Regions from separate parts of the Homo sapiens genome. Here region 2 is linked to region 1. Evidence: chromatin loops called from intact Hi-C (ENCODE). Cell type or tissue: thyroid gland. All regions are shown on one strand. Each heading gives the region's core, and the rest is flanking DNA. Links, peaks and the distances in the headings are about the cores only. Region 1 has its middle 64 kb from the start of NAV2. Region 2 holds the start of MIR4486 (microRNA 4486).

What was found. Peaks named below come from ENCODE experiments on the same cell type or tissue, not always from the same donor. Only the 100,000 strongest peaks of a DNase experiment are listed, where the experiment ranks them.
Region 2: a loop joins it to region 1, with 2.3 times the contacts of the local background. A loop is called at or near these places in 10 of 110 quality-filtered maps.

Annotation. Positions count from the first base shown.
Region 1 is chr11:19,640,699-19,656,101 of GRCh38, forward strand. It overlaps a transcript of NAV2 not described here. Among named protein-coding and RNA genes, the nearest start is that of NAV2, 64 kb to the right of the region's middle. In thyroid gland, for the core only: no CTCF peak of the experiment used is centred there; a DNase peak (open chromatin) is centred at 6,453.
Region 2 is chr11:19,566,120-19,581,522 of GRCh38, forward strand. MIR4486 (microRNA 4486) reads left to right here and starts at 9,191; the gene lies at 9,191-9,253. It also overlaps a transcript of NAV2 not described here. In thyroid gland, for the core only: no CTCF peak of the experiment used is centred there; DNase peaks (open chromatin) are centred at 7,016, 7,732, 9,009 and 10,122; H3K27ac peaks cover 5,033 bases.

The DNA of each region.
Region 1 (15,403 bases), core at 2,369-10,368:
GTTCTGGGCAGGTGGCTGGACTGTGAGCTAAGAGATGCAAATGTTTGTCTCAGGAGAGATGATAGCTGACTTCTTATCCTCTGGAGATTCTCCAAACCTGGACATGCTAAAATCTAAGACTTACAACAGGTATCACACTTGTGAAGGGACATTGTGGCACTGATGTCAAGCTAGGGATGGCCTGAGCAACTGCAGACACCAGGGATGTTTAACCTGGGGACCCAGGACACCATTAGCGCTATACTTCCCCAAAGTCCCCACCTAGGGAAAGGAGCTGGTTTTCCTCCTAACCTCTAGGGAGGAACACAACCAGGATCAGAGCATCAGTGTTTTGGAGAGGCAGAGTTCAGCACCACCCAAAAGAAAGCTTTCCAGAGACTGTTGCTGTCCATCGCACTCTGGGCAGACAGGCCCCTGTGGTAGCTGGCTCACCATCCCATGCCCACCTGGGAGGGGCAGAGGTAAGTTTAAACCCTGGATGAGGTATGATTTCAAAGACCTTTCCCAGCCCTAGGAATTTTGACTCTACATAGTTTGACTTTGTAATAATATTGACCAATGACAGCATTTTCTAATTCCCTTACCCTCTATATTCAATCTAGCAACAAGGCCATCATGTCTGCCTACGAAATAAGTCTTCAACCTATCCATATCCCTCCCCCTCCACTGCTACTCCCTTAGTCCAAGTGGCCATTACTTTATGCCTGGAATACTGCAGGAGACTCTTAGCTGGTCTTGCTGCCTCTATTCTTGCTATCTTTTAACCCATCCTCCTCAGCAGCCAATGAGTTGAAACCCTTGGAAGAAGGGCAAATTCCTCACTGTGACCTGCCAGGCCCCCCTGAACTGATCTGAGTCTGACTGTACAATCTCCTCTCTTTCCACTTCCATTTTTGCTTACTACACCATGGCTATGCAGACCCCCACAAACACAGTGAGCGCTCACCTTCCGGCGTTTGCACTGGCTGCTCCTTCTCTTTGAAACACAGTTCCCGCTGCTCTTCCTATGGTGACTCTTTCTCATCCTTCAGGCTTTGGCTCAAATGCCCCTGGCCCCGCCCAGGAAGCTTCTGTGCTTACCCTGTCCACATCAACACAGCCTCTATTGCTATGGCTTCTACCCACTCTCTTTCACAGCCCTTTGTCTATTTCCTTTCTGGCACTTATAACAATCTGAAATATAATTTTTATTTATTTATACTTTGATCCATCTCTGCCATCCCTCCCATTTCTACCTAAAATTCAAGCTTCCTAAGGGCAGAGACTTTATTTTGTTCACACTATATTCCTAATACCTAGAATAGTGATTGGCATATAGCAGGTACTGAATAGATATTGGTTGAATTAATTAATTAATGACGGGCTGCTCTGTTTGTTGCCGAGATGGAAAGTTGAAAGCCTTAGATGAAGACTCCTCTCTGGGGGATCCCACTGGACATCCCTATGCCGTATCTCTACTTTCCCACAGTGGCACTGTACCCATAATGATGACTTCCCCATCTGCACATACTCTTCAAGTCCCAGCCAGCCCCACCCAGGCACAAGCCAGGGAGGAGGCCATTGTTCAATAAGCTCCAGGGTGCTTCATCAGACCTGCACCAGAAGACAAAGCCATTTCCTAAGTGTGAGAATTGCTCAGTACAGTGTTAGGAAATCTTCCTCCCTGGAGAGCTTTTTAAATAGACTCTCATTTTTCTGGGGTTATTTTGAGCAAACTTCCATCTGGAGATGGAGAATGAGACAAACCAGGAACTTAGATGACCTCAGGAGTTCCTCCCTGATCCTGGCTGAAGGATTCTTGTCAGACCTGCAGTTCCACTGCTGGATTCTCTCTGTCTCCTAAATCATCCGCTTTGACTTCTTCCTCTCCACCTGGGCTCTCTGGATGTGCCAAGGCGCTGTACATGGAGTCAACAGCTTTGATTAAGCAGCTTTGATCTCTGTTGAGCATCTCGGAATAAGATCTTTGCTCTCAGCATCTGTGCCAATTCTCGAAATAGTTTAGCTCAGCCAAGCAGGAGGGGGGCTGGATTGCAAAGTGTATTATATGAGAAATTTAAAAAGAAAAGGCAGCTGCAAACAGTCAGGGGTGTGTGTGTGTGTTAATGTGGGCACCCATGGCTCCTGGGAAATGATTACCATGCTATCAGCATGCACCAACCCTGTATTCACAGTGGCTGCCTGCTGCGAGAAAGTGGGCAGCTTGCAGCAGTCAAACCCTTGCATCAGGTGGTAGTTCTGTTGGAGAAACAAAAACATCAAAGACCTTTGCTTCTATTGACTTGGCTTTTGCTTATTTTCACTAAGGTATTCTGAGATGTGTGCCAGCGTGTGTTCTGCATAGCTGCCATCTGGTGTGGGGTTGGGTGTATGCATACAGGGGGAATCACTATGGTTTTGAGGTGTTGATCCTATACACAATTATATATATACATGCCACAGGATGGATGTATTTGCTCTTCTTTTTTAAAATTTTTTTATTATACTTTAAGTTTTAGGGTACATGTGCACAACGTGCACGTTTGTTACATATGTATACATGTGCCATGTTGGTGTGCTGCACCCATTACTCGTCATTTAACATTAGACATATCTCCTAATGCTATCCCTCCCCCCTCCCCCCACCCCACGACAGGCCCCAGTGTGTGATGTTCCCCTTCCTGTGTCCATGTGTTCTCATTGTTCAATTCCCACCTATGAGTGAGAACATGCGGTGTTTGGTTTTTCGTCCTTGCGATAGTTTGCTGAGAATGATAGTTTCCAGCTTCATCCGTGTCCCCACAAAGGACATGAACTCATCCTTTTTTATGGCTGCATAGTATTCCATGGTGTATATGTGCCACATTTTCTTAATCCAGTCTATCATTGTTGGACATTAGGGTTGGTTCCAAGTCTTTGTAATTGTGAATAGTGCCACAATAAACATACGTGTGCATGTGTCTTTATAGCAGCACGTTTTATAATCCTTTGGATATATACCCAGTAATGGGATGGCTGGGTCAAGTGGTATTTCTAGTTCTAGATCCATGAGGAATCGCCACACTGACTTCCACAATGGTTGAACTAGTTTACAGTCCCACCAACAGTGTAAAAGTGTTCCTATTTCTCCACATCCTCTCCAGCACCTGTTGTTTCCTGACTTTTTAATGATCACCATTCTAACTGGTGTGAGATGGTATCTCATTGTGGTTTTGATTTGCATTTCTCTGGATGTATTTGCTCTTCTAAATATGTGTGTTATATTTGAGCACGTACATACCAGGAACCTGGCATTTAATCATCTCCATGTAGATAAATGCATAAGTATCTTGGGTTAGTAAGTAGGTACCCCTGTGCGTATGTGTCTGTGTATGTGATACCTCTGTGTGCGTGTGTGCATGTGCACACACACACACACAGCAGCCTTTCTGTGAGTTTTGTTGCCCTGGAGGGGGATGGGGTATGTACACAGCAGAAGCATGTATGGTTATATTTGCATGGAGGTGAATTCCAGAAAGAGATGCTGGGGAAAAGGTGTTTCATATCAGGACATTTTGAACTGTAAGTCATTATTTTCTCCACTTTGATGCCCAACCCCTGGGAAACTTGTCCTTGTGTATAGCCCCTCTGGATGTACAAGTAAAAGAAAAATGTCTCTATTTGGGACCATTTGTTCCTCCAGAGGAAGCATTTTTTTGGTATTGGCTGTTGCTGCGAGAAGCCTTTGTTCCTATGGTGGCCCCAGGCCGGTGGATATGAATTAATGCATCTCATATAACCCTCTGTGGTAGAGGCCTTTTGACTGAAGCTAAAGGAAGTGGGAGCCAGGAAGGCGGACTGTGGTCTAATATTGCTTGTGATCCAACCATTCCTGTGGGTTCCTTTGCTTTGAGGATCCCTCAGCCGTGGATCACAGGGCAGCTGCAGAAGACCAGGCTCTTGCTGAGACTGGGAGAGTAAAGCCCTGGAAAGAAGTAGTGGATTTTCTGGGGCCACTACAGGGCCTGAGACTGCAGGAAGAGATTCAGAACTGGTTGGGGTGTGGACCTCCGCTTGTTGGGCCTCAAGTAAAGGGGAAAGTAGGCAGCAGAGATGAGATCTGAAAATCAGGATAGATGGGCCAGCAGGCCAGGGCAGAAAAACCAGAGCACAAAGGTATGGACCAGTTTATGGCATTATCTGTAGCCCAGGTTGGGCTTTGACTGAATGTTGCATCTGGTATTTTACACCAGTTGCTTGGTTGTGGTTGCCTGGAGCATTGTATTGAAAATAATTCATAGGCCAATGAATTCTTATGGGAAAAGAAGGTGGACGTATTAGTTTTCTTTTTGCTGCTATAACAAATTATGAAAATTTTGTGGCTTAAAACAACGCAAGCCTATTCTCTTACAATTCTGGAGGTTGGAAGTCCAGTACGGGTTTCACCAGGCCGAAATCAAGGTGTCGAAAGGTCTGCATTCCTTCTGGAGGCTCTAAAGAGGAATTCATTTATTTGCCCTTTACAGATTCTAGAGGCTGGTCCTATTCCTCAGCTTGTGGCCCCTTCCTCCATCTTCGAGGCCAGCAAAGGCCAGTTTGAGCCTCCCTCATGCTGCATCACTCTGACACAGACTCTCCTGCCTCCTGCTTTCACTTCTAAGGACCACTGGGATTACACTGGGTGCACCTGGATAATCCAGGAGATTCTCCCTATCTCAGTATCCTTAAATTATTCACATGTGCAAAGTCCTTTTTACCATGTCAGATAACATTTTCACAGATTTATGGGATTCAGACGTGAACATCTTTGGGGGCCATAATTCCACCTACCACCATAGGGATAAATTAGTAATGTCTGCCCAGGACCTGGTATAGGTTTGGGGTGATAAGGATGCCAGATATTCACCATCCCTAGTCTGGCAACTAACAACATGTAGAGTTAGGAAAGGGATATCAACACGCTGAAAAGGGATGAGAAGAAATGGAAACTAAAACTTACTGAGCTTTTACTATAGGCCAGGCACTTGCTATATGATTCAAAAGCATGTCTCATTTATTAGGTTGGTGCAAAAGCAATTGCGTTTTTTGCCATTACTTTTAATGGTAATGGCAAAAACCATTACTGCAATTGCTTTTGCTCCAACCTAATAATTATCACCACAACGCTGGTTGGATGAGGTGGAAACTAGTATTTTACAGCTGAGTAAAACTGAAGCCCAGAGAGGTTAAGTGACTCTTCCAAAGTCACCCAGTGGTAAATGACAAAGCAGAAATTCAAAACCAAGTCTAACTCCAAAACTACACCATTGCTGCGGCCAAGAACCTGGGTAGCTTCTCTCATGCAATGTGATGTCATTAAAGGTAACATTGGCTGCCACGGGCAGTGATACCTCATTGGCTTGATGAAAATGCCTGGCACTGAGCTTTTCTTAGAACCTGCACCCACCTTGCAGATTATCCCCTGGCTTTGCAAATGGGGTTGAATGAGAGGCCAGGGCTGGGGGCTTCAGCCCCATCAGCAGAAATGCTAATGGCCTCTTGAGCAAATGCCAGAAAACCAGAAAATGCACACCCAGCATCTCTGATTATGACTTTATACCAACATGCTTCGTGTTCTAATTGCTCCTCCTTACCAACCTTGAGGGGCTGCAGAATGGAGCTCACTGAGAAAAAGAAAATGGAGGTGTGGGATGGGAGCTCTATTTCATTTAATACAAATATTCTTAACTGCACATCAGGCCTGTTTGAAATGGGGCAGAGAAAGTTTGGCAGGCAGGCTTCCTCATTCTTTTTGTCTTTTGTATAGGCAAGCTCTGGGCAGCCACACATGGCTCATGACCACATCTGAGCTGAGGGCGTGTGGTGATGTTTACCAGGTGCTGAAAACTACTGGAAGTCAGAGGGCAGGAGGAAGAATGGGTTCAGAAGAGTTACAGTACAGGATCTGGGGAGCTTCCCAGGGTGTGGGGATGTTGGGGTATATTTGAGGGTGAGGGTGCTGGCCAGAGGCAGGTAATCATACAACAATTTTCAAATAGCATCTATACTCCAGGCACTGAGCTAGATGCTTTAAATATAAAACCTTTCACCTTATCAACAACATTGTGAGGTAGGCATTATAGATCTCTCCAATTTATAGATATAGAACATGAGGCTCAGAGAAGTTAAGTAACTTGCACAAAATCACACAGCTTGAATGTGGCAGAGCCTAGACTTGAACTCAGATATGACTTATACTACAACCCATCTCTCTTCAGGCACTACAGGAGGACAGCCCCCTCCCATACTCCCTCTCCTAGGCCTCCAGATTTTCTGAAAGCTCTGCCACAGGCAGGTGGCAGGAGTATCAGAAAATGCCAGCTGTTCCTGCCACAAGCAGAGGTGGAGTAAGAGACGACACTTTTTCTCAGGGTCTCTGGCTTGAGCTGCTAGAACTTGCAATCCTGGTGCCTGTGGTCAAGATTGTCCAGATAGATTTCCCTTGGCGAGCTGCCCTCAGCACTTAGAAAACCACAGGCCTGAGAGGATGTGGCTGAGCGCACATGTGCCTACATACTTTGTCCACTGTTGCAGATCTCCCAGGCTGATGGGTTTCCAGAAGTCATAAAGATGCTGGCTCTGTTCATCAGTTGATGCCACCATGGAAGACTGTGGAGTAGTCCTCAGATCATACCTAGGGTTAAAGCTGCTCTTTGCTTCCCAAAATGTCCCGGCTTTTCTGATCCTCCCAAGCCTGGAAATTCATAAGTCCACTTGCAACACAAAATGAGCATCTGCTGGATGGTCAGTATCTGCCCACCTCCCTCCAGCACCAACATCATCCCTCATCCTCATTATAACTCTGTGAAGCAGATGCATGACCCCCTTCTAGAGATGAGGAAACCGAGGCTTGGGAAGGCTCCAGGACATGTCAAGCTTCTGCAGCAAGCAGATGGGAGTAGCAGCACTTGCATCTGGATCTTCCAGCTCTTGAACCTGGACTTGGACACCCATACCTTGCTGTGTCTGTAGCCAGTCACCTTTAGGTTGTGAGCCCTGGCCAAGGATGGATGTGGAGTAGAGGGAGAAAGTCAAGGCTTCTGACCCACACTTTTGTTTGGTGGAAGCAGGAGAGAATAGGTGGGCTCTGGGCAAGAGGGCAGAGGTTCTGGCTCTTTCTCCTAACTGTGTCTGCTTCAGAGGTTTAAAAGTTAGCGGTCATTGAGCTCCTATTGTATGCCAGGTATAATGTTAGAACTTTTACATTAATCCTCCCAACTGTTGTGAGTCAGACAACATTAGTCTTATTTTACAAAAAAATGACAACACTGAGGCTTAGACATTGTAGTAGCTTCCCTACATTGATGTGGGACAGGCTTCTCTGTAGGGGAGGGTGGCTTGATATGCTGTGGTATGCTGGAGTCAGCTTATACTCGCACAAGAGCCAGCTGTTAATTTTTCAGGAATTTTGTGAGCTACTTGTGAAAAGCAGTTATTATTAAAAATTAAATTTTATAATCTAACAATTAAAACAGTATATTAAAAACGAAGGTAATAAATACTCAAAACTCATCATTTCTTTCCTACTGTCTATGCTCTTGAAGTTATTTTAGGTCTATTGTTTCTAGATGGTGGAAACACTATATAAAATACTATGTAATGATTTACTATACACATCTCTTCCCCTGCCACATTCAGTGGTGCCATGGCAGTAACTTGACATCAGCCATGATGGGAATATTTACACCACAGCAATTGCAAACATGCCAAATGAGAGTTGGTTTTATTTTTCCTAGAGAGCCAGCTGGTAAACATTTTCCCGCACATCACTGCCTGATAGGCCTCAAGCATATCATGTTTCAGAATGGGGCCCAGTAGCTAAGAGGAAGTGCCCAAGGGTCATGAGTCTCAGAAGCCCAGTCCACACTGGGATGGCTCTTATGTTTGTTGGGTGCTGGCCTTGGTTCCACCGTTGCTGCTGATCTGCCAAGTGAAAACAGCCCTGGAGAGTGGTTGGTGATGGGGCCCCCTGAGAGATCACAGGCGTGGACTTTTTCTACTCTGCTATGGTTAGCCTTCAGGATAACAAGGTAATGTCAAACATATATCTGTCCTTTGAAAATTATACCCTGGCAGTAACACAATTAAATACTTGTACAGTTATTATTAGCTAGGTGTAGAGGAATCAGATAATACAGATAAGCCAAAAAGAAATAAAAATTGTCCAAATTTCTGCCACCTAGAAACAATTAATGTTAATATTTTGATGTATTTCCTACCTGATATCTTACTATGCTAATTATGGACATTTTTAGTAGATTTTATTACACTTGATGTTTTGTAATTGGGTTTTCTTCACTCAACATTATAAGCATCTTTCTGTGTTATTTTTTATCCATAGAAATTTGTTTTCGTGGCTCTATAGTATTCTATCATGTGTACTTACAGCTCCAGTTTTGGGGCATTTAGGCTAATCGTAGTGTTTCTATAGCATAAACTGTGCTATGAGGAACATTCATATCACTAAATCCTTGTGATTCTCCTCAGGATAAATTCTCTAGAGTAAGACTGCTATGTCAAGGGATATAGAACAGTGCAATATTTGCATCTGGTTAGTGGGCTAACATTCCCACCATTCCACCACTTAATTTGAGCTACAAGAGCTCTAGGGGACTTTCATAATAAGATTATTACTCCTGTGTTTCAAATGACCTCGAGAGAATATATTATAAAGAACACTGTCCTGGTCCACTCAGCCTTCTGTCACAGAATACCTAGACTGAATGGCATATAAACAACAAACATTTGTTTCTCACAGTTCTGGAGGCTGGAAGGTCAAGATCAAGATGTGGCAGATTTGGTGTTTTGTGAAAGCCTGCTTCCTGGTTCACAGATGGCTGTCTTGTCATTGTATTCTCACAGCGAGAGTGGAGGGGTCTCTCTGGGGCCTCTTTTATAAGTGCACTGATCCCACTCACAAGGGCTCTGCCTTCATGACCTAATCACCTCCCAAAGACCCCAGCTCCAGATCCCATAACATTAGAGATTAGTTTTCAACATATGAATTTGGGGGAATATAATATTCAGTCTATCATAAACACATAACCAAATAATAAGAAAACAATCAATGCAATTAAAAATTGAACAGAATATTTGAACAGGCACAAAAGACATATGAATGGTAAATAAGCACATGAAAAGACCCTCAGTATCATTGATAGCCAGGGAAACGCAAAGAAAACGATAGTGAGATACTTCCACACTCCCATTTGAATGCCAAAACACAAAAGTGTGACAAATAGCAAGTATTGGCAACGACATGAAGCAACTGAAACTTTTTCTGTCGCTGGCAGGAATGTAAAGTGATTCCACCACTTTGGAAAATGGCAGTTCTTATACAGTTAAGCATATACTTACCATATGTTATGGGTTGACTTGTCTTCCCCAAAAAAGATATATTGAAGTCCTAACCTCTGGCACCTGTGAATGTGACCTTATTTGGATACAAGGTCTTTTCAGATATAATCAAGTTAAGATGAGATCATGAAGTTGGGCCGTAATCCAATATGACTGGCACCCTTATAAGAGAAAAATTTGGAGACAGACAGCTGCAGAGGAGAATGCCATGTGAAGACATAGACACAGAGGGAAGGTGGCCCTGTGGAGACAGAGGCAGGTATGGGAGTTAGGCTGCCACAAGCCAAGGGCTGGAACTAGGGCTGTCAGAAGCTGGAAGAGACAAGGAAGAAACCTCCCTAAGAGGCTTCAGAGAGAGCGTGGCCCTGCTAACACCTTGATTTTGGACTTATAGCCCCTAGAACTGTAAGACAATAAATTCCTGTTGTTTTAAGCCTCCTGGTTGTGGTACTTTGTTATGGCAGCCCAAGAAAACTAAAACACCACCCACTGTATGACCCAGAACTTCCATGCCTGGGTATTTAACCCAGAGAAATGAAAGCATAGGGCTACACAAAAAACTTGTTTATGTAGGATCATAGCAGCTTTATTCACAGTAGCCCCAAACTGGAAACAAGCCAAATATCCAACGACAAGTAAATGGATATGCAAATTGTGGTGTATTCACACAGTGGAATACTACCCGGCAATTAAAAGGAATGAACTTCTGACACGTGCACAACATGAATGAATCTCAAAAACATGCTGAGAGATAGAGGCCAAACAAAAAAGACTATATACAGAATAATTCCATCTGTATGAAATTCCATAAAAGGCAAACTTAATCTTTAATGACGGAAAACAGAAAGTAGAGCTTTTGGGGTGATAGAAATGTATATATCTGAGTGCGCTGGTGGTTACAGAAGTATCTCATTTATAAAAACTCATTGAATTGAACACATAAAATGAGTGTTTTATTCTATGTAAACTATTTCTTAATTAAGTTAGCCTAAACATGGAGAGCTATTTGCCTGCCCTTAGTCACACAGCTCTGATGGCCAAGCCAGAACCTGAATCCCATCATCTGAGTCTCCGTTCAAGGTAGCTCTTGGGAGAAGAAAAAAAACACCCCACTAGGTCTGTAAAAAGCCATTAGGTTTGTAGAGACCCTCTTGACACACTTCAAGAGCCTTTTCCTGGAAAGCATTCTTCACAGCTAATCTCCAGGGAGAACGTCTTTTCTCAAGGGTTCTATAAGAGCAGAGAGATTAAATAAGAGCCTAACTCAAGCATTTTCAACCTGCTAGGCCCCAAGGTGGAGAAGAGAGGCCTGGGTACACTTCCCTTGGGACAGAGGCATGGAGAATTTCAGAACCTGTGATGCACATGAAACATATAATGTGCCATGTCTGTAAGACGTGCTTGTTGGAATGTCCTTCACTGCACACCCCACCGGGCCACATGGCTGCAGAGGTGCCCACATCAGTGAGTGGTCAGACCATGCCTTGGGTTGGCAGTGTTACCTAGAGGTCAAGATTCCCCTGTCAGCATGGGCTTGCTGAACCTCAGTTTCCTCATCTTTAAAGGAAGCACATGACACCCACTTTGAAATTTCATTGTGAGAAGTAAGTGGGATGATGTATGTGAAGCACTTAGCACCATGTGGCATGAGGTAAAAGCTCAATGCATGGAAACTTGTTTTATAATTTGAATTATTACCAATCCTGACTCATTTAAGAGCCTGAGGAGGATCTGAGTGAAAAACTGAGGCTGAATAGACCAGCTTAGCCATCCACCTTAGCCCTCATAGCAAAGACAGGGCAGATGGCAGCCTTGACAGATGGCATCTGTTTCTAAAAACCATTTCTGGCAGGATGAGTCATAAAGCATAATAGGATATGCTTTTTCTTTAAACCTTGAAGGATGAGTATTTAGATACACCAGAACTTTGAGGACGTTGAGTGACAGCGTAAGAAAGCTGTACTGCATGCTGTGGGTAATGGTGGACCATAGAACATCCTGGAGCAAGGAGTGACCTTATTTCATAATAACTCGGATGCACAGTGATTAATCCAAGATATTAACCAATTAAATGAAGCCTATTAGAAAAAAATGCCACTTGTCCCCCTACAATCCCAGCTAACAGAAGCCTTCATTCAGAATCTACCCAGGGTCAGGGGCTTTGAGGAGTGCTTGGAGGAATCTTGGTTTATTACAAGTGTCCTCGGGACCATCCTCATTCCAGGGCTGCTCCGGTCTGAAGCCAGCAGAGCTGACATGCAGGGTGGGTTCTTGTGGGGTCCTGGGTCAAGGCAGCCTCCATCCCAGCCCCTCTGCAGAGGTGCTGAGGATGTGGGCCAAGGGTCAGCTGTGAGGGCTGCACAGTTGGATATTTCTCTGAATAAACTGTGATATGCAGTGAGGAATCAAGGCTTCCCCCAGACCCTAGCATCCTTGATTGTCTAAGCTTAGGTTTTTGGACAAAGAACTATTGGTTTTCCCCTCTTTTCTTCCCCCCACTCCACGCCCACCACTGCCCTTTTCTCCCTTAGCTTCCCAAGTAACACATGCATAAAGCAATCACTAGCACAGAAGGATGCGTGGTAAAAAGCACAAGTGTCGCTTTATCCTCCATGGCTGCCCTGAGTCTGCTTCCCCACTGCCCAGAGGCTGTCACCAGTTTGGTGTGCAGCTTATGCATTTACCTGAAGTTATGTCCACAAATGACTACCAAGCTTTTTTAGCATAAATGGAACCATCCCATACATAGCATTCTCCACCTTGCTTTTACACTTGGCAGCTTTCCATGGCAGCACATAAATTTGCTTCTTTCTCTTTAATGGATGCAAAGCATTTCATAGTTTGCATGGACTACAATTTATTTAACCAGTTTCCTGTTGATGGGTGTTAAGGTTATCTCCACTTTTTCTGAGGCCACAAAGCATTGGTTTTTATTTGCCAAAGCTCTAGGGAAGGCAGAGATTGTCCAGCCACAGACCCCAACTATGAACAGTGCAGCTTCTCGGTAGCCATCCTTTCTCCATTCCCTTCTTGAGGCTCCCCATTCAGCTCAGCCTCTCCTGCTGTTGGCCTTAATAGCATGTGACACTTGGCACAAGAGCCACTGAGCAACAGAGGAGCTTCGTTCTATCTCTGATGTGGCTGTGTTTCTTTAAGTGCTCTTGTTAATGTTTCATGATGGATGGCGGTGAAACATGGGAAATGTACCAGCCTGAGTTCTTAAAGTATCTGCTCACACTAACTTAATGTATTCATTTATTCAGCGTGACAGTGAAAGTAAAAAAGTACTGTGAATGCATAGGCAAGCTTCAGAGGGAGAGTAAGGAGGACAAGAGGAAGAGAACTAACATTTATTAAACCTCTTCTAAGCGCCAGGCATTTTACATTTGTGAGCTCACGAATATTCCTCACTGTACCCAGAGAGTTGCTAATACTATTCCCATTTTGCAGATAAGAAAACTCAGGTGATGCAGCTTATCCAAAGACGTGTAGACAGGCAGAGACTGGCATCAAAACCTCATGCTGTTTCTGTCCAATTCTGCTGCCCTGGTTGCTGTGTTATTGGAAGATATCAGAGATGGTAAGGCATGACAACAATAGCTAACATTTATTGGGTGCTTACTATGTGCCAGGAGTCATCCTAAGTTCATCCTGTATATGAACACACTTGTAAGGATGTGAGATAGTGAACAACTGCTATACCCATTTTGCAGACGAGGAACACAAAGCTTAGAGAGCTTAAGTAATTTTCCCATGGTAACGCATCCCAGCTGGCAGAGTTGGACTTTGAACCTGAGAAGACTGATACCTGAGCTCCTGGGCAGAGCCACTCCACCTCCCACACTCCCCTGGATGATCAGACAGGATAGAATCTTAGGGGTGACCAGGAAGTCAAATTGTCCCTGTTTGCAGATGACATGATTGTATATCTAGAAAACCCCATCATCTCAGCCCAAAATCTCCTTAAGCTGATAAGCAACTTCAGCAAAGTCTCAGGATACAAAATCAATGTGCAAAAACCACAAGCATTCTTATACACAAATAACAGACAAACAGAGAGCCAAATCATGAGTGAACTCCCATTCACAATTGCTTCAAAGAGAATAAAATACCTAGGAATCCAACTTACAAGGGATGTGAAGGACCTCTTCAAGGAGAACTACAAACCACTGCTCAACAAAATAAAAGAGGATACAAACAAATGGAAGAACATTCCATGCTCATGGGTAGGAAGAATCAGTATCATGAAAATGGCCATACTGCCAAAGGTAATTTACAGATTCAATGCCATCCCCATCAAGCTACCAATGACTTTCTTCACAGAATTGGAAAAAACTACTTTAAAGTTCATATGGAACCAAAAAAGAGCCCACATTGCCAAGTCAATCATAGGCCAAAAGAACAAAGCTGGAAGCATCATGCTACCTGACTTCAAACTATACTACAAGGCTACAGTAACCAAAACAGCATGGTACTGGTACCAAAACAGAGTTATAGACCAATGGAACAGAACAGAGCCCTCAAAAATAATGCCACATATCTACAACTATCTGAACTTTGACAAACCTGACAAAAACAAGAAATGGGGAAAGGATCCCTATTTAATAAATGGTGCTGGGAAAACTGGCTAGCCATATGTAGAAAGCTGAAACTGGATCCCTTCCTTACGCCTTATACAAAAATTAATTCAAGATGGATTAAAGACTTAAATGTTAGGCCTAAAACCATCAAAACCCTAGAAGAAAACCTAGGCAATACCATTCAGGACATAGGCATGGGCAAGGACTTCATCTCTAAAACACCAAAAGCAATGACAACAGAAGCCAAAATTGATAAATGGGATCTAATTAAACTAAAGAGCTTCTGCACAGCAAAAGAAACTGCCATCAGAGTGAACAGGCAACCTACAGAATGGGAGAAAATTTTTGCAATCTACTCATCTGACAAAGGGCTAATATCCAGAATCTACAATGAACTCCAACAAATTTACCACAAAAAAACAAACAACCCCATCAACAAGTGGGTGAAGGATATGAACAGACACTTCTCAAAAGAAGACATTTATGCAGCCAAAAGACACGTGAAAAAATGCTCATCATCACTGGCCATCAGAGACATGCAAATCAAAACCGCAATGAGATACCATCTCATACCAGTTAGAATGGCGATCATTAAAAATTCAGGAAACAACAGGTGCTAGAGAGGATGTGAAGAAATAGGAATGCTTTTGCACTGTTGGTGGGACTGTAAACTAGTTCAACCATTGTGGAAGTCAGTGTGGCGATTCCTCAAGGATCTATAACTAGAAATACCATTTGACCCAGCCATCCCATTAATGGGTATATACCCAAAGGATTATAAATCATGCTGCTATAAAGATACATGCAGACGTATGTTTATTGTGGCACTATTCACAATAGCAAAGACTTGGAACCAACCCTAATGTCCAACAATGATAGACTGGGTTAAGAAAATGTGGCACATATACACCATGGAATACTATGCAGCCAAAAAAAGGATGAGTTCATGTCCTTTGTAGGGACATGGATGAAGCTTGAAACCATCATTCTTAGCAAACTATTGCAAGGACAGAAAACCAAACACTGCATTGTTCTCACTCATAGGTGGGAATTGAACAATGAGAACACATGGATACAGGAAGGGGAACATCACACACCGGGGCCTGTTTTGGGGTGGGGGGAGGGGGGAGGGATAGCATTAGGAGATATACCTAATGTTAAATGATGAGTTAATGGGTGCAGCACACCAACATGGCACATGCATACATATGTAACAAACCTGCACGTTGTGCACATGTACCCTAAAACTTAAAGTATAATAAAAAATTTAAAAAAAAGAATCTTAGGGGTGACCAGAAAGATCAAAGAGCAGCCTCACACTCCTCCAAGCCACTGGTTGGAGAAGGAAGATTGTCCAGCTGATCCCTTGGTTTTCAAAGAGACAAGCCTCTGCTGGGGGATTGGGAAGATGTCATTTTCAGAACATATGACTTGAGAAAACCTTTCCGTGAAGGGGCTCAGCAGTGTCA
Region 2 (15,403 bases), core at 2,801-10,800, 74 kb before region 1:
GTGCAGTGGCACCATCACAGCTCACTGCAGCCTCAACCTCTGGGGCTCAAGCAATCCTCCCACCTTTAAGCCTTCTGAGTAGCTGGGACTACAGGTGCACGCCAACACACCTGGCTAATTTTTTTTGTTGTTGCTGTTGGTAAGAACAGGGTTTCACCATGTTGCCCAGGCTAGTCTCAAACTCCTGGTCTCAAGCAATTCACCCACCTCGGCCTCCCAAAGTGCTGGGATTACAGGCATGAGCCACCACTCCCAGCCCAAGGTGGTCATTTTAATGTGCAGTTGTTACAGACAAGCAAATGATCTCCAGTTTGTAAAGATCTCTCTGAGTCAAAAGGAGACCATGACTAAATTCCACCTTTAACTTCAAGGTGATCCATAAACTTGAGGAGTTTTGCAAACGCCATTTGGCTCAGTTACTGAGATTCTTTGTGTCATTTTGGCAGCCACCCCTGTGCCTGAGACAGGGAGCTCAGGCAGCTGGTTGGAGCTGCTTGTGGATTCAGATATTCCAGAACTGCCGGTTATGTAGGAAGTTCATGCTATAGAGAGGAAGATGAGTATGAGACAGAGAATCCATATTTATGAAACACCAGACATTATCCTGGGCACACTCCATCCTCACAGCCATGTTGTGAAGATACTTACATATGCTCTGTCCAGCATCCAGGGAAACTAAGGTCTAGAGGGGCATGATAACTGGCCCATGGTCACCAAGGATCTGAAAGACACACCCACAAAGGCCTAACTCAAATCCATGTATTTTCACCATTGCCTGTGAGAAAGAATCTTCCATATATTATGTTTATTTGTTTGCATTTATTTGTTTTATGAAAAAGGTCTACACTTTCTGCAGCTGTCACTTTTGCAGGCAATAAGGATACCTTTCTGGAACGAGAAATCTACATTAGACCAGAGACTGGATGATGGAGGGCTGTTTCTGTAATATTTATCCCTGCAAAGTAAATATTTCTGTCTCCACCATGTTCCAGAATTTCCCTGCTGACAGCTTCACAGATACTTCTTTTTCTCCTCTCTTGAACATCCAGCTATTGCCGGGGACAGGATGACCGGGTGCAACTGGTTCTTTTCACTTTTGACTGTGGACTTCTTGCAGCCAAAGAAAGAAAGGCTGGCCAGTGATCCACACTGGGTGAGGATTGGAGGCCAGGGCTGTGGAAGGGAAGTGTAGTTTGCATCCTAAGTGGTGATCCCAGGGGACAACCGACCCACTAGAGAGCAAAACTGAGGCTTTCCATGCAATGTTTTGGACCAATGTATATGGTTCCCTGAAGTCATCTTGCAGATTTATTTCTGTAATGTTCTCACATTTATTCCCTTCTCTCTTTTCCCATCAGCACTGTCCAGAGAGGTTGAGTGATTTGCCCCAGGTCACACAACTAGTAAGTGGCTGAACAGGGCATTAATTCTAGGCTTTCTGCCTCCCTGGTTTGTGAGCTTAACCATTGCACTGTAGCTCTAAGACTCTTGGTGAGCCAGGCCCCCCTTTGTCCCCAGCCTTGGCCCTCAGACATCTCACTATGGCCCTTTAACCTCCAGCCCTGGAGCTTAATTCAGTCCCTCTGATAGACCACATTCTTCCTTGTCTTTAGGTCTTTCCATAGGCTATTCTGCAATCTGGAACTCATTTCCTCACTTTACCCTCTCTTTCAAAAAGAAAATCCTCCAGGAACCTACTCACAGTCATGCTCAGGTTAAAGTTCCTCCTTCCGAGGGGTCTCCCATCACTGACCTTCTCCCCAGGCTGCATACACCCTGCCTCATGCCCAGTCAGGGGCTCTGTGTACCCTCGCATCCTAACACCGATCACACTATAGTGTAACTTCATATTTCATATTCTGTCTCCCCCTGGCTGTGCACTCTCTGAGGGCAGGTGCTTGTTCACAGCTGTGATCCTGCAGCTGATGCAGCGCCTGGCTCACAGTAGGTGCTCGGTAAATGTTGAATGGATGAAACATGAATGAGCAAGTCAGAGAACCAGTGCCTGTGCCCATTTGCCCCTGTTGTTCCCTTGGCCTGGCACATTCTTCTCTAGGCTTTGGCACAAGCCACAGCTCACATTCTTCCTTTGAGTATCACTCTGTGAAGCTTAGGAGGCCACCAGGGCTGTCTTTGGGGGCTCAGAGATCTCTAGGCTCAGGCAAGGATGCCCAGTAAAAATAGTTTTTGTAGAAATGAGCTCCAGTACTGAGACCCTGAGAGAGGCTCTAGACGTGAGAGACTTGGGCTGTGGAATCAATGTGAAGCCTGGGAGGATTCACACTCGAGGAAGGACATGGAGCAGGCAGAGTTAGAGGTGAGGGTGTGTCTGGAGCCCAGTTCTGGATTGTGATTGTGAGTTCTGGATGTCCAAGCTGTACAGATGGATCTTTACAGTGGCAAAAGCCAACTTGACCCAGAAGTCCAGAGCATAAGAGGCTCTCTCCTGGAGCACTGTTTGTGTCAGACCCTGCTAAGCACTTCACAGACTTGATCTCATTGACTTCTTATGAAAGCACCTCCCAGGTAGGTCTAGTCCCGGTTCTTTAGTCCCCCATTGAAGGAAGGGGAGCAAAGATGGTGAGCACTTGCCCAAGGTCTTAGTTACATAAGGCTGAGCCAGGTCTCAGAACCCAAGTCTGTGCTGCTAACGTCACCTCCCCATTCACGTTGGCCACACTCTGAGAATGCAAAGGTGAGGTCTCTCTAATTCTAATCTAAGTGGATCTGATTAGGAGTTATTGGGCCAAAGTCATTAACTTACATTTCAGATGTACTGCCCTGGGTCTCCTACGCATCTTCTATGTGACAGGCAGCATTGGAAGAAAGCAAGGCTCTATCTCACCCAGCATATGCTTTTCAGGTGCTGAGCACAGAATGCTTGGGCCCAGCACTTCAGAGAAGTCAAATGGATCCAGCTTCTGCATGGTCATGAAACTTATTATCCTGGGTGAGGGAATGGTAAATGATTTTTCTTCTTGTTCTGTACTTTTTAAATTTATAAAAATAAAGTGTTTATAGTCATGGAAAAAAGTTTTAAATAATAAAGAAATTAGCAAATACACCTGCAAGATGTCAAGGAGCTGTATCCCTCCCTGCCCTTGTTCATGCATTTCTCTTAGTCTGGAATGTCCTTCCCTTCCTTGTCAATGCATTAATGTCTTACTCATTTTGCAGGGCTCAGCTCAAATGCAGCCTCTTCTTGATCCCATCTCAAGCTGGTTCCTTGTCTATTGTCTCTCTTTCTCACTGGAATGTAAACCCCATGAGGGCAAACGACCTTGTCTGTCTTTTCACTGTTTTATCCCAATATCTAAAAGAGTGTCTAGCATGTAAGAAAAACCCATAAAATTTTTTTAGTGAATAAATGAATATTCCCACATTTGATTCCTAATATCCATCTCGGTCTGTCCCATCCTGCCTTCTGCCTCAAACTATGGCAGCTGTTTCTCTCTCTCTCTCTATTCTCTGCTGGCCTACTTGAAAAACTTATTTCTGTGGCCCCCATAGCACAGAGCTTGGTACATAATAGACCTCAGTAAATGAACGTTTGCTGTCAACTTCAAGGCAAGGAATCAGGATGCAAAGGGCTACATCTCACCCCCTTCTCTGGGGAATGAGCTGCGTTGTCAGGAACTGATTACAATGTGATGCTCCCTGGGGAGGGAGAACTGCCCCTAACCACCCTGGATGGGGAGTTATGAGATGAAATGGCTCATGGAGGTTGTCCCACTGCCCCAGAGTTGCTGCTTTATAAGGAAGGAAAGTACAAAAGCACAACAAAGTCTACTAACGCTAAATTTTGAAAGGTAAAGATGACTTTCCCCTTGTATTCAACCAGGTGGCTGTCTCACCTGAGCCTTCCTCCCAGGCAGCAGAATTACTCCTTGTAGCTATCAGGGGGAACATCTGTATTTCTTCCATCCTTCCCTTCAAATTTTGGGGCCAGCATTTTGTTTGTGGAATCACTACCTATCACTACCTACATTATTGGAGATGAGGGGATAATGGGCAACAGGAGGCAGATCTGGAGAGGCTGAATGATAGGCATCTTGGGCTCCGGAGCTGAAGACACAGATTCAAACCCTGCCTCTGCTCTGCATGGCTGTGTGTCATTAGGCAGGTAACTTAAATGCCCTGACCCTTAGTCTCTAAGATGGGAATGGTGATGATGATGGAATTCACCCAGAGGATGTCAAGAAGATTAGATGTAAAACACTTAACACAAAACTTGTAGGATAAAACCTAGAGGTAAATTTTCATGACCTTGGATTTGGCAATGGATTGTTAGATACAACATCAAAACCATCAGCAACAGCAGGTAAAATGGATAAGTTGGACTTTATCAAAATTAAAAACTTTTCTACACCAAATGACAGCTTCAGACTTGGAGAAAATATTTGCAAATCATATATCTGGTAAGTCTAGTATTCAGAATATATCAAAAGCTCAATGTTAAAAAAGACCTGATTAAAATAAATAAACCAATTAAAAAGTGAGCAAAGGACTTGAATAGACATTTCTCCAAAGAAGATATACAAATAGCCCAGAAGCACATGGAAAGATGCTAACATCATTAGTCATTAGGGACAAACAAGTCAAAACCGCCATGAAATACCACTTCACACACGCTAGGATGGCTACAATTTTTAAAAAATTGAAAATAACAAGTGTTTCTGAGGACATGGGGAAATTAGAACCTTCCTATAGTGCTGGTGGGAATGTAAAATGGTGCAGCCACTGCAGAAAACAGTTGATGGTATTTCAAAAAGTTAAACATGGAATTACCATATGACCCAGGAATTTTACTTCTAGGCGTACACCAAAAAAGAATTGAGAACAAGTGTTTAAAAAATGTGGTCATGAATGTTCATAGCAGCAGTGTTCATTATAGCCAAAAAGTGGAAACAACCCAAATGTCTATCAACAGATTAATAGATAAACAAAGTATGGTATATCCATACAATGGAATATTATTCAGCAATAAAAAGAAGTGAAGTACTGACAAATGCCACAACATGGATGAACTCTGAAAACATTATGTTAAGTGAAAGAAGCCAGGCATAAGGTCATATATTATATGATTTCATTTCTATGAACTATCCAGAATAGGCAAATCCATGAGAGACAAAAGTAGGTTAGTTGTTGCCAGGGGCAAAGGAGAGGGCAGGAATGGCAACTGACTCCTTAATGGACACAGGCTTCCTTTTGGGATGATGAAAATGTCTTGGAACCACTTAGAAGTGAAGGCTACGCAGCATTATGAAAGTACTAAGTGTCACTGAATTGTACACTTTAGAAAACTTTTCGGCTAGGCACAGTGCCAGCCTGTAATCCCAGCACTTTGGAGGCCAAGGTGGGTGGATCACCTGATGTCAGGAGTTCAAGACCAGCCTGGCCACATAGTGAAACCCCATCTGTACTAAAAATATAAGAATTAGCCAGGAGTGTTGGCATGTGCCTGAAATCCCAGCTACTCGGGAGGCTGAGGCAGGAGAACTGCTTGAACCCAGGAGGTGGAGGTTGCAGTGAGCTGAGATTGCACCACTGCACTCCAGCCTGGGCAACAAGAGCGAGACTCCATCTCAAAAAAGAAAAAAAAAAAAGAAAAGTTTAATTTTATGTTATGTCGATTTTACTTTCATTAAAAAGAAACGTGTAGCTCAGAAAAGCAGTCAGTAAATGGTGCCTTTACTATTACTTATTATGACTATATCCCCTTCCCACTGGAAATCAGCTTTTCCCAAAGGCTGAATGATAAGATATGTTAGGAAGTCCCAAAATAGGAAGTGCAGAGATGGGAGGATGAAGAAGGAGAGGGGAGACTGTGGCAGGTTTGGTCTTTCCCAACCCTCTAAGCACTCACTGTGTTAGGGACATCCTGTGGATGAGTAGACTGGCAGGTAGAACCATCTGCCCCCTGCTACCTGGGGCAGGACCACAGGACAACACTGGCAGACACAGGGGTGCAGATGGGAAGATGCTCTTTTGGCCCAAGCCATGGACTTAGGTAGTATGGCCTGCTCCTCCCACTGCCTGGCAACACAGTCAGCTTGCCCAGGCTGCTGCCTTCCGGATGTCAGTTGAACACTCCTGACAATATGCTCCATGGCTTAGGTCAGGGTCCAGGGTCCGTGTCGCTGAACTCTAAGATCAGGGACTGGAAGAGGCCTTAAAGCCCTCCGTCCCTTCTTATTTGGCAGACGGGGAAACTGAGACTTGGGGATATGGCATCAGCTTGCCATATTCCTTGCTCAGCCACCCTTCTCTGCAATAGAGATTGGAATTTTGTCATCCCTTTGCTGTAGTACTCTATCTGCAACCTTTCGGCTTCAATATTTTATATCTTGACAAAAGGACTTGACCTGGGGCAAAAGATTAAACAGGAAGCTCTGGAGTGTTCATTTTGGGGAAACAGCATGGCTTTTGGGGAAGAGCAAGAAAGCTTGGACAGCCCAGGGCAACCCCGTCTTGTTAGTAATAATAATGACTTCCATGTTTTTAAGGTAGTTACATGGTGGTCAGCACATAGATGCCAGAACCAGTCTGTCTGAGTTTGAACTCCAACTCTCCCACTTATGAGCTGCATGACTTTGATTAAAAGGCTTAATCTCTCTATGCCTCATTTTCTTCATCTGTAAAATGGGAATCATAATGGTGTATATAAAAGCTTCCAGAATTTTGCCCAGCACATGGTAGGGACTTGATAAATGACAGGGATTATAATTCCTATTGCTGATATTAATTAGTATAATTACCTGGGGAAACCTATATGAATATGCTGAAGTTTGCCAAGGACCGCTTTCCAGAAACAACAAACCGCAGAACCAACAGGGTCAACAGCATGCCTTTTGAAAAACTGGCCACAAATTGCATTTTTACACAATCTAATTTTCTCATTAACCTCTTGTTTAGGAAATGCTTTGTCTTTGAAATCATGTGAGGACTCCGTCTTGGCTCGGCAGGCACTCCTCTGGCTTTCAGGCATGAGCTTGCTGTTTCCTTTGCCTAGAACATTCTTACCTCCCACCTCCACCCAGACATCTGTGTGGCTACCTTCATCACTTCCTGCACTTCTTTTCCCAGAAGTCATCTTCTCAGTGAGCCCATCCCTGGGCACCCTGTTCAGAATCTCAGCTACCCTGCCCCTACACTTCATACCTATCTTCTCAGCTTTGCCTTTTTCTTCTTGGCACCTTGTCTGACATACTATCATATTTGTTTTGTTGGTTACCCACTCCGAACTGGAAGGTCTTTGAAGTCAGGGATTTTGACCATTTTGTTAATGATGTTTTCTCCAGCGCTCAGCACACAGCCAAGCACATAGTATGGACTCAATGACTGTGGCATGCGTGAGTATATAGGTGGGAAGGAGGATTTCCTGGCGGGTTCTGATTTTAGAATTTACCTGGTACAGCTGAGCTTCACTGAGCTGCTACCCTGTGCCAGCCGCGGGCAGTGCCTGACATCTGCCATTTCACTTCATCTTCACAGAAGCCTTATGGATGGGAAAGCTAGGTCTTAGAGAGATTAAGAAACTTATCTGGTCACCAGCTTATAGGTAGGTGGTAGAGCCTGAGGACTGTGCTTTCTTCTCCTGGACAGAAAGTGCTGCCTGAGCCCTCCCCTGTACCCAGCCTGTCAGGGAGGCCTCCCTGGGTGGTTTCTGAGCTGGCTGCTTTGCAGGGCTAGAAGGCCCATCCCTCCTCACCTGCCTGTGTCTGTGGGAGGCTCTTGGCAAGGGTGCTGTGTCAGGCGGCCCAAGTGCTTTCAGCACTTGGGGGTGGCAGGCTAATTTACTGGCCTGCTGAGCAGCTGGTGGATGACTGGGGATTGTCTGAAGTCTGCCTAGAACCATGGCCTGGGGCAGGGCTCCTTCCAGCAACTTCCCTGGAGAGCTGGCTGCAAGGCAGGGCCAAACCAGCCATCATGATAGTGTGAAGGGCATTTTCTGTCAAAAGAGGATGTTGGACAAGAGTTGGAAAGACTTGAGTTCTGATCCTGGCTTTGCCACTAGCTAGTTGTATAAAACTGAGCAAGTTACTGAGCATTCCTGGTTCCCACTGCTTACAAAATGGGAGCAGTAATCATGCTTACCTCCCAAACTTGTTGGGAAAATATATGCAATGTGATTAGCCCAGGTGCAAAAATAAATGTTAGATATTTTATGTTTATTATGATTTATTATTAGCTACAGCCCCCCTCATCTGTAAAATGAGAGGTTTCATTCAGTAACCACAGGCCTGGCACTATTGAGCAGTAGGTGCTCAATAAATGTTAATTCCCTTCCTAGTCCCTTATTCTTCCTTTAGCATCAGATTCCTGGCCTGTGTTGTCCCTGGGGCTCCAACACTCCTGGCCCTGGCCTATAGGTTTTCCGTGGGCTCATGGGTAATGAGCCATCTTCCCAGGGCAGTGGGGCTAAGTGCTTTGGTGGACATTTTGGAGCCATTGTATTAGAAACCCCCTCTTTTTCCTTCTTTACTTCCTTCCTTCCATCCCGTTTATTTTTGTTGATCACCTATTAAGTGCCAAACATAGTGAATACAGCTGTGAGCAAGACAAGGTTCCTGCTACCGTGGAGCATAGGTCCAGTTAGAATTAGGTAGAGAGAAAGGAAATGAACAACCATGCAAGAAAATAAACTCTTTGAAAAGTAGAAAATAGAATGGTGGAACAGAAAGTGATGAGTGTGGGGAGAATAGCAAAGCCACCTTAGATGGGGAGTCAGGGAAGACATCACAAAGGAAACAACATTTGAAGCAGGACTTGAAAGATCAGAACAGGCCAACCATACTCAATTGGGCGAAGGGGTTTCCTGCCGAGGAAATAGCACAGGTGAAGGCCCTGAGGAGGGATGGAGTTTAGCTGGTGCCCCTATACTTCCTAATGGGAAGTGCCCAGTAAAGACACAGCTTTGCACTTCCAGCCCAGGCAAAGCAATCAGCCTGCATCTTCAAGGGTTGGCTGCACTTAAGATCCGGGGTGCTGCCAGGATGTTCTTTTTGCAGTTAATTTGCTGCAACTGGCAGAGGTTAATCATGTCCACATTCCTCAAGGCCCCTGCCAAAGCTGGCCCTTCTCACAGATGCTGGTTTAAATTAGAGGGGTTCTTAGCAGCAGACTAGATTTAGCAGTGATTAACCCCAAACTGGTCCTATTGCCTTGCCCTCCTGATGGGCAGGTGGAAGCATGCTGGGCGAGGCTGGCATCTAGCACAGGCGGTAGATGCTTGCTCTTGCCATTGCAATGAGAAAGGAGCCCATCAGCTCTCCTTCTAAGCCTGGGCTCCTACAGCAGCCAGAATGCCAGTCAGACCCATCCACGGTGCTCCACGCCTGGCCCTAGCCTTGCTCTTGCCTCTTCCTTGCTGTGCACATTCCTGCTCCACTCCACACCTTTGCCTGCCTTGTCTCTGTACCCGCAGGAGAAGCTCTACTCATTTTTCCAGACTGTGCTCAGATTCTACCCCCCTATGCAAGTACCTCCTCAGACACCCCTGGGGAAATTCACCTTTTCTTCCCCATTCTTCTAGTTTCTCTTTGCACATAAGCCCTTTAAGGCATTGGTCATCATCTATATTGTGTTGGGGAGACTGAGTTCCAACTAAAGTGGGAGCTCCCGATGGCCAGGGATCCATGTCGTTCATCTCTGCAGCTACAGGACCTAGCATGAGCTTTGGCATCTCATTCATTCAGCAAATGTGTATTGAAGGTCACTGTACCAGGCACTATGAGAGGTAAGGGAATCACAGCTGTGGACAAGGTGTGTTCCCTAGTTTTAAGTTGTAGCCCATTGTAACACAGAGGGCTGAGCAGATTACGGTGTGGACTCTAATAGATGCCCAGTTGAGCCTGGGTGGTTCAGGATGGCTTTTTTAAGTCATACAGAGTGAGGAATCTGAGGCTCAAAGGAGTGAAATAACTGGCCCAAGATCTCACATCTAGTGTATGGCAGAAAAAGTGCTCAAATCCAGGCCTAAGTGCCCTTTGCACACAGCCATTTGTGGAATGGGTCCTCCTCTGTCTACACTCTCCATTCCAAGCTAGCATACTCCTTTCTGATCCTCAGCCACAAAATAAACAGGTAAGGGATCAGACCCACTTGGCCAGAGACTGGGCAGCCTTGCCGCATTCTGATGCAAAAACCTGTTTTCAAGCTACTTCAAACTTTTGATGGTTCTTGAAGTCATAGAGAGGCTTTCAGCTGAATCCAAGGCAAGCGAACAGATTTCCCATCTGCAGGGTATTTTGAAACCACTCGCTTCTTACTCATGTTTCATTTGTTTGTTTTTCTATTACAAAAATAATGCATACTAATTGTAGAGAATTTGGGGAGAAATACAAATCACCCATAATTCCACCACCCAGAAATAACCATTGTTACTATTTTGGTATATTGAGATAGTTATTTGGGGATATTACTTAGAAATTGCTATAATATATAATTGCTGTTTATTAATTTATGCAAATACATGAATATGATTAACTTGTATATATTTAGCTTGTTGTAAAACTTACACATTCCGGTGCCTGGAAATTTCAAAGATCTGCTGCTCCCAAAGAGAGCTCTTAAACCTAATTCTGTATGGTCCTTTTCACGTGAATAACATATATCTGTTTCCCTCCCTGTCTTCTCTACCAGTCTGTGGGCTTCAGAAGGGAACCCTGAGCCTTTCTCATCATTCCCTCTTCAGTACACAGTGCATAGCAGACACACAGCATTGGATGGAATGGATGTGTCTGTGGCCTGGGAAGGTGTCCTGGGGTCCTTCCATCTGGCTGTCTTAGGCTGAGTGGTGCTGGTTATATATTTCTAAGGACAGCTCCCCCTTCTCTACTCTAATTCCTTGTTCACTAAGGAATTAAAGTATCTTACAGCAGGAATTTGTCTTTTACTTCAAGGAATCCCTGGGTTCCAGGAAGTGCCTTGCACAATGAAAGCCCTCAATCCATGTTTGTAAAAGCCTGAATGACCGGAATAATGCCACTGTTTGGTAAATAGTGTGCATGGATTATCACCACAGCCCTATGACGTGGGTCTAAGCATATCTTTATTTATCACATGAGGAAACTGAGGCTCAGAGAAGTTAAGCAGCTTGTCCAACGTCCGTGTGTTGCTAACTGGCGAAAGCCAAATGTGTGGTCAGCCTCCATCAGCGTTCTATTTGCTTCCTTCATGGGGCTGCTTTTCAGATACCTGTCCTCAGATACCCACCTGGCGAAGGAACCTGTTGGCTCGTGCCCCTTCACTTTTCTAAGGCTGGGTGAAATACCACAAGGGTAGGGCCGCTGACAGGGAAGATCTGCCACGAGGGCGCAGCCATCTGTGTGAGCCACCTGGCCTCTGGGCCCTGACCCCGGCTCCTCCTGGGCCCCCTAGATGCTCAGTGTAGCCACTTCTCCCTCTGTGTCCTTCACCACCTATCTTTTTCACAGCTCTGTTTCCCCTCTTGTCAGCAGATCTCTCAACAAAATGTTTTCCATCACTGCTGCCTATTTTTAGCCCTTTTATCACAGTTATTTCCTTTGGTAAATAGCTTCCTGGCATGGGGTGAGCAGCCTAACTCGGGAGCCAGCAAGCACTGTGTGGATGGGGGTGTGGGTTGGGTGGGCATCTGGGGTGAGAGGGAAGAATTGAGGAGCCATGGACCAGGCCCCACTATTGGGGGCTGCTTTCTGTTCCAATGGTGGCAGCAGCAGCAGGAGCAAGATGCTCATTCATTCCATTTCAATTTGTTAAAACCATTCTTTGAGAAGGCAGCATGTGCACAGGCCTCGGAAGCAGACAATCAGCGACAGGCGCCCAAAATAGACTCAAAATCAGCAGCATTTTGTTTTGCTCAAGGCTTTTCATGCCTGCAAGGGGAGGAAAGAAAGGATCCAGAGCATTTTCTGCTTCCAAACACACATCTATTTTACAATAAGACAAATGACTCGTATTCCTCCTATTAAATCCAGCAGCGTCCCCTCCCCACCACCCCTTCTCTGAAGCCCTCGCCAGCATTTCCTTTTGTGGCTGTAAGAGAAGCAAATAGCAGTTCATGCATCTCCAGTGCAGAGTGCCTCTGCCTCCTCCGGCTCTGCCTGCGAGCTGGGCTTTTACAAGCTGAGATTTTCATAAATTAACGCTGCGCGTGCTGCTGTAGCTGCTGTAATGGCTTTCCAGAAGGTGCTGTGAGCCAGGCCCTGCTGGAGAGAAATGAGCCAGTGATTTGCTAGTAGAAGGCTCTTGGCCACAGTCAGAGGTTAAGCCAGGCAGTTGCAGATGTCCTGGGCTGCTCTCTGAGTGCAGCCTGATGTCATTGAGCCTCTAGAAGGGACATCGACTTGGGAGATTCACTGGTGACCAAGGAGGCCACACATGCAGGGGGTGAGTCCCAGTGGGAGAATGGGATGCCTGGACTCCAGTTCTGGCCCTGCTCTGTGGTGACATTGTGACATTGTCCAGCCACCATGCCCTGGAGGTCAGTTCCTCCTAGTATACACTCTGAGTACACTAATACCTCCCATTTGTAGTACTTACAAAATGGGAATTTAACACTTATTTGTGCAATATGTTGACCATCTAGGTCAGGGGTCTGCATATTTTGGCTTGTGTGCCAAATCTGGCCATAGCATTGATTATACATTATCTATGGTTGTTTTTTGCACTACAGGGCAGGGTTGAGCAGTTGTCATGCAGAGCGGATGACCCTAAAGCCTAAAATATCTACCCTCTGGCTCTCGACAGGAAAGGTTTGCTACCTTTGGTCTAAGTGGTGAGTCCCAGGAGAGCAGAAACCCCTCTGAGAGGTTTAGGGACATGTTCACACACCCAAGATTACTCAGCTAGTAAGTGGCCTAGATGTAAATGTGTGTGTGTGTAAGTTTCAACATCCAGGACTATCAGGGAAGTGATCAGTGCAATGTGTACAAGTAGAGCCAGAATTTGACAAAAAAAGAAATCTCTCCCAAGAATAAAAGCCATATGATGTGTACGTAGGTGGGTAAGCTCAGTGCCTGACTTAATGTTTCTGAGCAAGGAGTCTATTCAGGCAGACTGTCCACCACTTCTGAGCCGTGTGGCCTTGGGAAAGTTTTTAACCTCTCTAAGCCTCAGCTGTCTCAATTGTCAAATGGATATAATAAGACTTATTTTGCAGGACTATTATGAGAATTCAGCATGATAATTTAAGTAAATGCTTAACATGGTTCCTGGCAAATATTAAGGATTCTCTCCCAGGCCTGGTTCCCTTCATTGGTTCCCACTGCTAGTGACAAGCCCTTCCTTGGTCTTCGTCTATCTGCCCTTCATAACACAGCTCAAGCAGCTGGACAGAGACGGAGAAAGGGCCCTGACAGTCATGGGTGGCAGCTGATTATAGAGGTTGAAGTGTTTTAGAATCACTAGACCTAAGTTCAAATCTTGACCCTACTACTCACTGAATCAGATCATCTTGAATATGTTGATTTACCTTTCCAAGCCTTGCTTTCCTCCTCTGGAAGATAGGAAGGAAATAGACACTTCGTTGTAAGGCAATAAGAAAGAGTAAATGCAATGATATGTGTTAGGTATTTAGAGCAGAACCTGGAATTCAGTAAGTGTACATAGTAAGCACCCAATAAATGTTAGTTGTTATTCCCCTCCTACATGACCTGGTCTAGGTAGATTCTAGCTTTTCTGGAATTCTCATGGGAATGATTGGCTTTGAGCATCTCTAGGCCCCTCTTGGACACCACCTTGGAGACAAGAGGCTCTGAGAAGGCCTCTGTCCTGTCTCACTTAAGTGGAAAGTACTATAAAACCCAGAGGCCCAGCACGTTAAACCAGCCCAGCTATGATCCTGGCATGGGGACCAAACAGTCTTTGAAAATATGTGTTTTCCTAGATAAAACCTCCAATTGGACAATTGTATCTTTTGGCCTTATGCAGACTTTATGACTTTGAAAGCTGTTAAACGGAAAGCTCTATGAATGGGATATATTTATTTCTGTGGCACTCTGACTGGTGCTGTTGACCCAACCGGGGGGTGGGGCTTCCAGGGCTCGCTAATTTCTCTTTGCCAGGTGGCTGTTACTGTGCCTGTACCCTCGGAGAGCCACAGCCAGTTGTCACCGAAACCCAGATGAAGGGCTTCTGGCTGCCTAAAAGATTGTCCTGTAGCCAGATTGATTTCCCAGGAAAAGAACATGGTGCTTGGGAATTTCTCTGGGAAGTATCACATTTTTCTTTCTTTTTTTTTTAATTTATGAAGAAGACATTTATATTTTACAGTTATGGGGGCTGAGAAGTCCAAGATCAAGGGGCCCCATTTGGACTCTATGAAAAGTCCAAAGGTAGCTCAAGGCATTACATGGGGAGGGCCTGAGTGTGCTTGCTCAGGTCTCTCTTCCTCTTCTTGCAAAGCACCAGTCCCACTCCCATGATAACCCATTAATCCATGAATCTCTCAATACTGCCACATTGGGGGTTAAATTTCAACATGAGTTTTGCAGGGAATGAATATTCAAACCATAGCAGCTACCATTTATTGAGTGTTTATTGTGTACCAGGCACTATCTTAGGCAATTTGATTTATTTTCTTGTCAGTCAGCATTTCAGCTGTTTCCACTTTTTTGCTATTATGGGGAGTACCGCATAGACCTTCTTGAACATTGTCTTCATGGGCATGTGAACAAGATTTTCTCTTGGGAACACACTTAGGAGTAAAACTGCTGAGTAGAAGGTATGTGAATGTTCAACTTTACCAGCAATGCAAAATTATTTTTCAAAGTGACTGTAATAATTTATCCTCCCACAAGAATGTGTAAGCCTACTTATAGGATACTCATCCTATCCTACATTTGGTTCTTATTTTTCCTAAGCTGATGAATACAAAATAGCATTTTGGCTGGATGTGTATTTCTCTGATTACTAACAAGGTGGATAATCTCTTCTTATATTAATTGGCCACATGTGTCTCCTTTTCTGTGAGATGTCTGTTCATGTCTTTTACCCAGTTTCCCATTGAATTGTTTGCTTTATCTTGTCGATTTGTAGGAGTTCCTTATATTTTGTATACTAATCTGTAGGTTGTTATATAATTGCAAGTATCTTCTTCCTGCATGTGACTTGGTTTTTTTACTTTCTTTAAAGTATTCTTAGCATAAGTTCTTGGTTTTAATGGCGTTGACTTATCAATCTCCTCTTTAACGATTAGCACTCTTTGTATCTTGTTTAACAAATTTCTCTGAATCTCCTTTAATTTCTTTTGAAAGTTTAAATTTAAGGTTTTTTTTATTATTATACTTTAAGTTTTAGGGTACATGAGCACAACGTGCAGGTTTGTTACATATGTATACATGTGCCATGTTGGTGTGCTGCACCCGTTAACTCGTCATTTAACATTAGGTACATCTAATGCTATCCCTCCCCTCTCCCC